Regions from separate parts of the Homo sapiens genome. Here region 1 is linked to region 2. A link is a loop called in an ENCODE intact Hi-C map of the cell type or tissue named here. Cell type or tissue: OCI-LY7. All regions are shown on one strand.

What was found. A loop is a pair of places that touch in the nucleus more often than their neighbours do. Peaks named below come from ENCODE experiments on the same cell type or tissue, not always from the same donor. Only the 100,000 strongest peaks of a DNase experiment are listed, where the experiment ranks them.
Region 1: it touches region 2 in a loop (4-fold over the local background); 11 of 110 quality-filtered maps call a loop at or near these places.

Annotation. Positions count from the first base shown.
Region 1 is chr4:93,789,557-93,794,556 of GRCh38, forward strand. It overlaps a transcript of GRID2 not described here. Among named protein-coding and RNA genes, the nearest start is that of ATOH1, 37 kb to the right of the region's middle. RefSeq lists a silencer at 2,154-2,213. In OCI-LY7, CTCF peaks have their summits at 2,235 (motif pointing right) and 2,442; a DNase peak (open chromatin) is centred at 2,215.
Region 2 is chr4:94,593,205-94,598,204 of GRCh38, forward strand. All of the region lies in intron 7 of PDLIM5 (PDZ and LIM domain 5), which reads left to right. Among named protein-coding and RNA genes, the nearest start is that of PDLIM5, 140 kb to the left of the region's middle. In OCI-LY7, CTCF peaks have their summits at 2,868 and 3,069; a DNase peak (open chromatin) is centred at 2,897.

The DNA.
Region 1 (5,000 bases), 800 kb before region 2:
TTTTTGGTGCCACACTTTTCCTTTTTATTCCCCATAAAGCATTTGACCCAACTTACAGTAAAACTTCCAAATGGCCTCATATTTTTCTATTCTCATCAGAATAATATGGGACATATCAAACATTTTTCAATTTTGAAAGAAAATTCAAGATCAGTTTATGAGTAGTTTCGGAGGCTAGTTGTTACATAAGATTTAAATATTCACATACTCCCTAAAATTGATAGAGTATAAATTTAAGAAATATATGAACCTCTAGAGCAGGAGTCCCCAATCCCCGGGCCATGGGCCAGTACCAATCCATGGCCTGTTAGGAACTGGGCTGCACAGCAAGAAGTGAATGGGGGTAAGTGAGCACTGCCTGAGCTCCGCCTTTTGTCAGATCAGCATTAGATTCTCATAGGAGTGTGACCCTATTGTGAACTGCACATGTGAGGGATCTAGGTTGGGCACTCCTTAGGAGAATCTCATGTCTGATGATCTGAGGTGGAACAGTTTCATCCCAAAACCATCCCCCTCCCCCCACTTCACCTCCTCCCACCCCATCTGTCACCCCCACCCCACCCCTACCCCGTGCCCATCCGTGGAGGAAAAATTGTCTTCCACAAAACCTGTCCCTGGTGCCAAAAAGCCTGGGGACCACTGCCCTAGAGAGAATTTCAGAAAATTCCAAGCATTCTAACAGATGCAATAAAAAAACTGAAGAGTTTCTCTGTACATAGCCAAAATATAAACATTTTTCTTAATAACTTTTTAGGACACGTTACAATAAAATGAGCATGACTAATTCAATATATCTACAATGATTACTTAGAATCTAAAATAGAAAATAGCGTAAAATAAAAGCAGTCTTGGACTTACAAAAAGTTCATTTCCAGAAGTTCACTTCCAAGTCATTTATTTTAAACACATAATGCATTATTCCAAAGGAAGGGAAAAGGTATACCTAATGGTTGCTTCTTTAGGTTAGCCCTCAAAAAATGTTATTTAACTATAATTTTTTTTTTTTTGTGAGACAGAGTCTTGCTCTGTCGCCAGGCTGCAGTGCAGTGGCATGATCTTAACTATAAAATTATTGAAATATTTAAAATAACATTTTTAAAAACTAATCTTTTGACAAACATGTTCATGTAAAAAGAGAAAACATAATAATATGAAAGAACATACAATGTTAAATGTTTTTAGAAGATCCTGAGAGAACAAAGTTAGTGGCAGCCCAAAGAAATTAGAGTCTAAAAGCCAGGGTTCACATCTGCCATTTGTCAGCTGTGCTACCCTAGGCAAGTTACTGAACGTCTCTGTGTTTCATTTTCCTCTCCCACAAAACAGAAGTAATAATAGAACGTTTCTCATCATATCTGAAAGGATTTAATGCTTTAATAGACGTAAAACACTTAGCACAGTTCTTTGTTCACAGTAGGCTCAAAATAGTGTTCTACCGTTATTATTCTGTACAAATTTCTGTTTAATATAATGCAAGTGGTAATTAAAGATTGATGCTGCAAGAGTGTAAAATACAATAAAAGCTAACATTTTACCTTCCAATCCAGTTCTAAAAGATCTTTCTTAGAGAGATGTACAAATGAAAACATATGTGTTAGTCACCCTGTTATTTAGCAATTTTGTGCAATCTTGTAAACCTGCAATATAAAATAAAAAAAAACCTTTAAGACATTCAGATTTTGGAAGTATACATTGTATTCCACTGCATTTAAAAGCAGACTTTTAAATATGCACCACCTCGTGTCAGGGCCAAAATTGTTCTGATTATGTATTGGAATATGTTTTGATCTTAAATATGTCTAGAACTTTAAGAACTTAAGGAAACTTCAGCAACATTATAAAAAGGTCATATCCAAGGCAAGTTGAAAATTAGTAAGGCAGGTCTATTTAGAGAAGCTCTACCAAACCACCACTAAAATTACAAACTCTTCAGACTAAAAACGGTCTTTATATTTGTTGTCCAAAAAAAAAGGAAAGACTAACTTTAAGGAGATTTTCATTTTTAAAGGTTTTATCCACTAAAAATGTGTTTGTTTTTCAAATTAAAATAGAAACAGAAAAAGAAATAGAGGCAGTTCCTTGCACCCTGAATGTTAGCCAAAGTGGTGACAATTACAGAGTCACACTGAGAGTCCCCTTCTTGTTTCTCCAAATGCTCACCAGGAAAGAAAACACGGGCCTCCTCCTCTAGTACAGACTGACTCCCTGCTGTCTTTTGTAGAGCCAGATGGTGGCGCTGTGGTATCATTTGTTGAGAGTTTAGCTTTAAATTCTGTTTTCTGTGAGCAAACAGCATTGTGTGAAAAGTCTCAGCCCTCTTTTGAAAAATAAAGTATTTTAAATAGACTTTATTCTTCCCTTTAACGATGAATAAGCCCATCATTTAAGCCCTTTAGGTTGTTTTAATGTTTACTATTTGTAAAAGAATGTATCTGAAACTTGTAAATATAGATGATTTACAGTGTACTTTCAAAAGGGTTGAGTGTAGATGGTGGTATTTTGTGTCTGTTGTTTTCTTAGTTCATAAAAATAAAAATGAAAAGAAATGGAAATATTTTGTCCATATTATTTTCATATATTCATAATTTCTAAATAAAGTCTTATGACACCTCCAAGCCCCAACCTGCTGCCCAAATCATCAGAAAACAAAGACTTTTGTCAGCAAAAGTTAACTCAATTCTAATCCCACTTCCCTCTCTAACCCTTTCACCAATTTTGGTGAGAATGCCTGTTCCTACTGAAAGTGGTGCTATGAGGCTAGTTTGGCAACATACACATCTGTACCTTTAATTCTCCCCCACACCTAGCCCTCTCTTATGTGCTCTGTTCATCTCACTAAGCCACTTTCTTCTTGGAAGGCTGGGTTTTACCTGACCTACACCCGCAAAATGAAAACTGAAAACTGAGTTAGGCCAATGCAAAATTATGAATTGACCATTTTCTTCCTCACCTACATTAGGCCAATTTTGCATTGGCCTAACTCAGTTTTGCTTCTCCTTCACCTTTGGCTGACCCAGAACAAAAATCATGCTGGGAACCCTACCACACCCCTTTCACCCCACTTTTAATTCTGAATAAAGTGAATGTCAGGATAACACAAATCAATGCAACTATTGGAACATCAGGTCCAAATAGACATATGGCAGGTGAAAAATGAAGTCCAAGAAAGAGAACACATCAGAAAGAGGCCATGTGCAATTTTAGAGTCTATACAACAAGGGCATTTGTGATCCATGGTGAAACCTCAGTCTCACCCGGGTTGTTCTGATTGATGATGGAGGGGAGGAGAGGACGATTCATGGTGGTTTGTGAGTGCCAGCTGGAGGTCCCACCTATTCCTTTACCCACTGCCACATCCACTGCTCCAGGTAGGACGTCAGGTTCCACAGATTTTTCCCACCTCTTCTAGTTAAACTGTGAAACAATGTACATGCAGTTTAGCCATAGTCCTTTATAAGTATCTTTTTAACCTATTTTTCAATGGAAACTGTATTGTTTTCTAAATAAAACCTTATGCTCGATCCCACTATGCCAAACAAATTAAAGCAGTATTTGAAATATAAATGTATAACTTAAAATTCATAAAATTTACTTATTAAAAGGCAAGAAATTAGAAAAATGGATGACTGTTTCAGACCAAGGACTAAGCATTCAGTTTATTTTTGGTGTTTCGATGGATCCACATACAAAAGCTGTGTAAGAAAATGTCTATACTACAGAATTTAAAAGAAGCCACACCTAGCAGGCTTTGAAGATGCCCTCCTTCCCTAAGAGATTAAAGAAAAACATCACACTCAGAGTAATTAGATTCTGATAATGAACGTAGAAACATTGATCTATAGCACACTTTAAAGACCATTGTTCTAGAACAATGCCCTGACTTTTGTGCCTAAATCTGTTTTGTTAGGCAACTTCCAATTCCTCCTATGTGTGGAATTGGTCTTAAACGACAGATCATATTTTCCAACTTGGTTCTATGGGAATTTCAACCATCATTGATGCTTGTCTGTAATTTAACATGCATTCTCTCTATATTTCTATTATCCTAGTTCTAATTGTCTTCTGAAATTGTAATATTGAGATACACTCAAAAACAAATGATTTGAGAAAACACCTTCTCAAATTCCATGATGCTACTTAGTACTTTTGTGAACAACACACATAAGTCAAGAAGAATTTTCCTGTGTACAATGAGGGGAAGCTAAGCCTCAAAGCTTCAGAAGCACCAAGGACGTATGCAAACAGAAAATATGATGAACGCTCTCTCTTCTTGGCATGTTTTTCTCATCCAGTTTTCACATCTTAGTGCTCCTCCAGAACCTTTAAAATCAAAAAGGAAAAATGAGATTAAAAAGGGTGAAATGCCAAGAATCTTCCCTCTTTTCAGGGGTCAGTTCTGGGTTATAATCCTAAACTAATGTGGAATTGTCTTAAAAAGATAAAGCCTTTCTTATTTCTCCCATCTGCAGAAAAAAAAAAAGAATATGATTTACCTGATTACTGACTTTCTTTAGGGAATCTGTGAATGAGATGTTAGAGTATAATTTGTTTCCATTGTGAGTGCTTCTTCAAACTATAAAATCAAACTCCTAACAATTCTATCAGGGTGTCCCTAATCTTGAGCATAAATGATAGGTTCCTTTTAGATGGCAGTGATACGTCTGTGGAGTTTTATTTCCAGGGAGACAGGGCAGGATTTGCTGCTATGCAGACTGAATAATGTTTGAAGCCAACATCATGTCACATTTTGTGTGCACTTTCCAAAGATTAATCCAAGCGTTACAAATGGGACACAGACTGCCATTGTCCCAGGGACACTTTAATAACCCACACCTACAATATTCAACCTGTTGTTTGCATAGGGACAACTTTGGGACACAAAAACCCACCAGAACGACTTAGGGAAAGGAGCCGTGGAGAGGCAGAGACCCAGGCGCCACGGCACCTCCACATCTCATCCTTCATGGCCAATGAGTCTGTTTGGAGTTTATTTATGCCCG
Region 2 (5,000 bases):
GCTGCAACTGTAAGTAAAGGCCTAGCAATTCAATGAAATGACTAATCTTGAAGGTGGTTGTTAAGATTATAAAATTCATCTCTGGTGAACTGTTTCTTCAGTTAGAAATATACTGTTTTCAGTCAGTTTAGGCTGCCACAAGATACACAGACTGGTTAGGTGGGACAGTAGAAACTTATTATCTCATAGTTCTGGAGACTGTAAGTTCTAGGTCAAGGTGCCAGCAGAGTTGGTGTCTGTTGAGGCCTTTCCTAACGGTTGTGTATGGCCACTGTCTCACTGTGTCTCCTCACATGGCTTTTTCTCTGTGGGGGCACAGAGAAAGAGTGAAAGCTCTGGGGTCTGTTCTTCTCATGAAAGCTCTGGGGTCTCTTCTTCTCATGAGGACATCAGTTCTATTGGGTCAGGGTCCCACCCTTATGACTTCATTTAACCTTAATTACCTCTTTAAAGGACCTATCTCCAAATAGTCACATTGTGGGTTAGGGCTTCAACATATGAATAATGGAGGGATACAGTTCGGTCCATAACATACACTAACTGTCTTTGTATACTAATCCTCATTTTGACAGATTGTCATTTAAGAAAAAATTATTCTTAAGTAGAATCATTGACTTGGACCCAATTGGAAGCATTGTTGTCACCTCTCTTTTGGTGCTTCCTTTTTACCTTTGGATGACAGGTATCTGTCTCCATATTCTCTTTTCTCAACTACAGTAAAAGTTCTTTGAATGTGAGAATTTTAGTATGCCCCACCATGTTTGGTACTAAAAGTTACTAATTATATATAATTGCATATTTTTCCAATTCTCTAATTTTAGGGAAGTTGTTTACAGCGTGGCACACACTATCTCTAATGGAATATAAGTTCGATATAAATATCAAGACATTAAAATATCAAAACATTAATACCTATATTGAAAGTAAAGTGAAACCATACCTAAGTCACTTGAAAGGGGAATTGTACTTTGTTGGAGTAATCTAATTGCCAAAAGTTGACACTTTTTTCTTGATATTTTCTGTTTGTTAATTAGTGAAAGACTTTTTTTCATTAAATGAACATTTGTTTTTTAATGTCTTCCTTTGTGTTTTTGGTGTGTTTCAACATGAAGAGCATGGTGATTCCCATGAGGAGAGAATAACAATTTTAGAAATAGGTATATGAGATGCTTAGTTAGTGCTCTGAACAGAAATACTAATAGAGAAAATTTTATCATTAATAAGGAAATGTTTAAATATAAGAATCTAATCTACAACATTGATTTAAAAGAGGCAACAGCCATCTTATCAGTAACTATTAATAATAGAAAGTTATTAATAATATATGGCCTACCAGAATAGAGAATTATGGGAGACCATAGAAAATTTTATTTAGAGATAATTATGTTATACATGCACACACACACACACATTTATGCCAAAAAATCATATTGTCAAAGTATATTTAAGTTAAAAAATGTTTTTCTTGATCTCACCATGTTCTCAATTTTCTACTATATTATAATAATATCAATCTTTGTAGTTTCAAATTTTTAATGCTATATATAAGTATAAAGTGGTATTTTAGTTTAGCAAAAGGATATCTAAAATAATGATCAAAACATTTTTATCAGTCTTTTCTTTATCTCCCTTGCTTAAAGAATGATGGGTTCTGATTTTTCACATATTTATTATGGTTGTATTAGTCTGTTCTCATACTGCTAAAAAGAACTACCTGAGACAGTAATTTATGAGGAAGCGGTTTGATTGACTCATAGTTCCACAGGCTTAACAGGAATCATGGGTGGGAGTCCTCAGGAAACTTACAATCATGGTGGAAGGTGAAGGGGAAGCTGGTACATCTTCACAATGGTGGAGCAGGAGAGAGAGAGAAGGGGGAGGTGCCACACACTTTTAAACAACCAGATCTCATGAGAACAATCTCACTGTCACAAGAACAGCATGGGAAAACCACCCCAATGATCCAGGTACCTCCTGCCAGGTCCCTCCCTCAACACGTGGGGATTACAATTTGACATGTGGTTTGGGTGGGGACACAGAGCCAAACCATATCAATGGTTAAGAATTATAAGGTATGATATGGCTTCCCAATTGTCAAAGAATTAAAATGCTCATTAGGAGAGGAGTGACTGCTTCTCCCTTTAGTAGAAAAACAATTCAAACTCAGGTTACCAATTACAATACACAAACTAAAACAGTTATGTTGAGCCGGGAAACCGTCTTCTTGTAGGCTATCTTCTAGCACCAAATAATGCCCACATGATTTCTGGCTGAAGGCCATCAGAATGGAATTTTAGCACTGGAAGAATAGAGTTAATGTTACTTCTTAAGGAGAAACCTATTACCTTTGTACATTCATTGAAAATTTAGGAAGCATAAATTACATATTTCTGAACATACTGTTTTGTAAGTTTTTTTAAAACTTTGTTGATATTCATTGACCCACACAAAATAGATTAATGAAGAAATAGTTTGCTGACCCATCCCATGTCTTCATTATTGCTGTGTTTCACAAACATACTGGTGTCTTGTGACATATCCTTATTAAGACACGTTAGTTGAGTATATTACCTAAAGCTGCTATTCTTAATAAGCTATGCAAAGAAAGCAGGAATTATTCCCTAGCCTGATATTTGCACATATTTTCATGAGATAAGAATTAGCAATTGGACTTGCCCCAAAAAATAGAACAGCAAGATACATTCCCACAAAATATGTTTGCCAACCTGTAAAAAAACCACCTGTCAAAAAATGGTGTATATGATCAAGTAATTTTTGTCTCTTGCAAAATATGGAATATTTGTAATTGATCTTTGATTTTCTGCTGGTTGAGTATACTGTTTTATGCAAATACTGTTTTGCTGACTACAATGTAAAGGTCGCCATCTGTTGAACATAAGTAATTACTACACTTCAGTTCCTTGTGAGACTAGTACTTAAAAATTATTGAGCCAAGAAACATAGTTCCTATGTATTTTCACATCCAAATTGTTTAATTCTGTTTAATGCTGGAAATGCCTGTTGTTGTTGTTGTTTACCAAATTAAACGTGTACTATTAGCACTTATAAAGATCTGTTATTTATAAAAGTCAGTGTTCGTAATATGCCAAGTTGGCTTTCATAATCCCAGAATATTCACCACGTTCCTTAGAGGCAGAATTTTGTCAGACCGGTAGTCCTTCTCTTATAATGCTGTTTGGATAAGTTGTTTTCCATTTCACCTTTAGAGAAGTAAATTACACAATAAAATTATTTTATTGAATTAAACCAGATAATTAAAGAAACTTATGTTTACTAAAACTCAGTATTGAAGAAGACTCCTGCACTTTAGTTTTTTTTTTTCTTCAAAAGAAATCACAACTTCAAAAGTTAATTAAGAGCATTGATGATAGGCAGACTTCAAAATCATGGAAGGCTTAATTTCTATCTTTTGCTGCTATTCTAGTTTATGTATTTCAGACACATTGCAGGTTTCAGAAGTCCAAGTTTTCCTACTTTTATATTATGTGAAGGTTTGTTTATTAGAATGATATGATTTTATAAAAGAAAATTGAACCAATATATTATATTATATAGTATAAAGCATATGACAGGTATGGATATTTAGACATCTTCACTTTCCTTTTAGTCAAATTAAAGAACTATCTACAAATTGCTTTTATCTAAAAATTAGTCTCATGTGTCCATGTATTCTCTTTTGTGTTTTTCTATTTTTGTATCTATTAAAGGGTATTGTTTGAATGCTACTCCTGTGTCCAACTCTGTAATAGGTGTTCATCTCACAGATGCACCTAATTAACTACTCCCAAAGATTCTGAATTTATATCTTTGAACAGAAGAATGTGTTAAAACTAAGGTGACACCTGTTGCGGAATTTTCAAGTTAGTGGTACACACTTATTTTGCCTCTTCACACACTTTATTCTTTATCCTGATATGCTAGTAATTTATAAGAAGAAAAAAATTGAGAATAAATTTCTGAAAGATTTTAATGTCTTCAGGTAGCTGTGTATCATTGGTTAGACAGTGAGTGAACTTGAAGCTTTAATACAGAGAAGTAACACTTAAGCAAATTTGGTGGAATCAAGTTTACCCTTGGCTTACAGCAGTGGAATCACATACTTGTTAAAATCAGCAAAGCTCTTAGCAGGGATGTTGGAGCAGCATCACAGGTATGTTTACAAAAAGTACACCCACCAACAGTAAAACCAAAAATCCTTTATATATGAAAGGTAAAACAATCAGATAACATCTATTCAAGGGATAAGTAAAAAACAGAAGTGATGTCGTCAAGGGTGATGGTGAAACTAATAAATGCTCTGTGTTGAAAGACAGCAAATAAAAATAACCAAAACCCAGAGGTTTATTTATATCCTGGAGGGATTTGAAGCCCCCCATACAGAAAGTGATTCTAAATGGTTCTCACTAGACTCTTTTTCTTAATGACTTACCGCTCAGGGTATGTAGAGGACTTACAGATGAGATTCACTGAGTACTATCTGCGTTTGTTTCAAATCCTGGATGGGAAAGAAAATAGAAGAGTGGTAAAAGGAAAATATAGTACTGATTTTCAAAAAAGGAAAAAAAAGTTAACTTCTAACCATAAACTAATTTGAACTTGAGATCATCTGGAAAAAAGTCAAGCAGGCATTCTGAAAAGCATGGCTAGTGAGCACTGAGAAGAGGAGGGCAGAATTGCCAAGACCCAGAATAAGTTCTCAAGAAACACATCACATCCAACTTAACACATTTTGGATAGATTGGGAGAGATGTTAATTTTAACAATTGATCAAAGAAAGACCCTTAAAATTCCTTTGAATTTAATAATGAAATGAGGTTGATAAGTATGTTTTTAAATGCATAAAAGGTTGAAGTAGTTTAACCAAAGAATATTGTTTAAAGGATTAATTAGTGACTTGGATGAGGAGATCCACAACTTGCTGCCCATATTTGTGAGTACCATGAAGCAGGGAGATATAGCATACATGTTCAATAACCAAT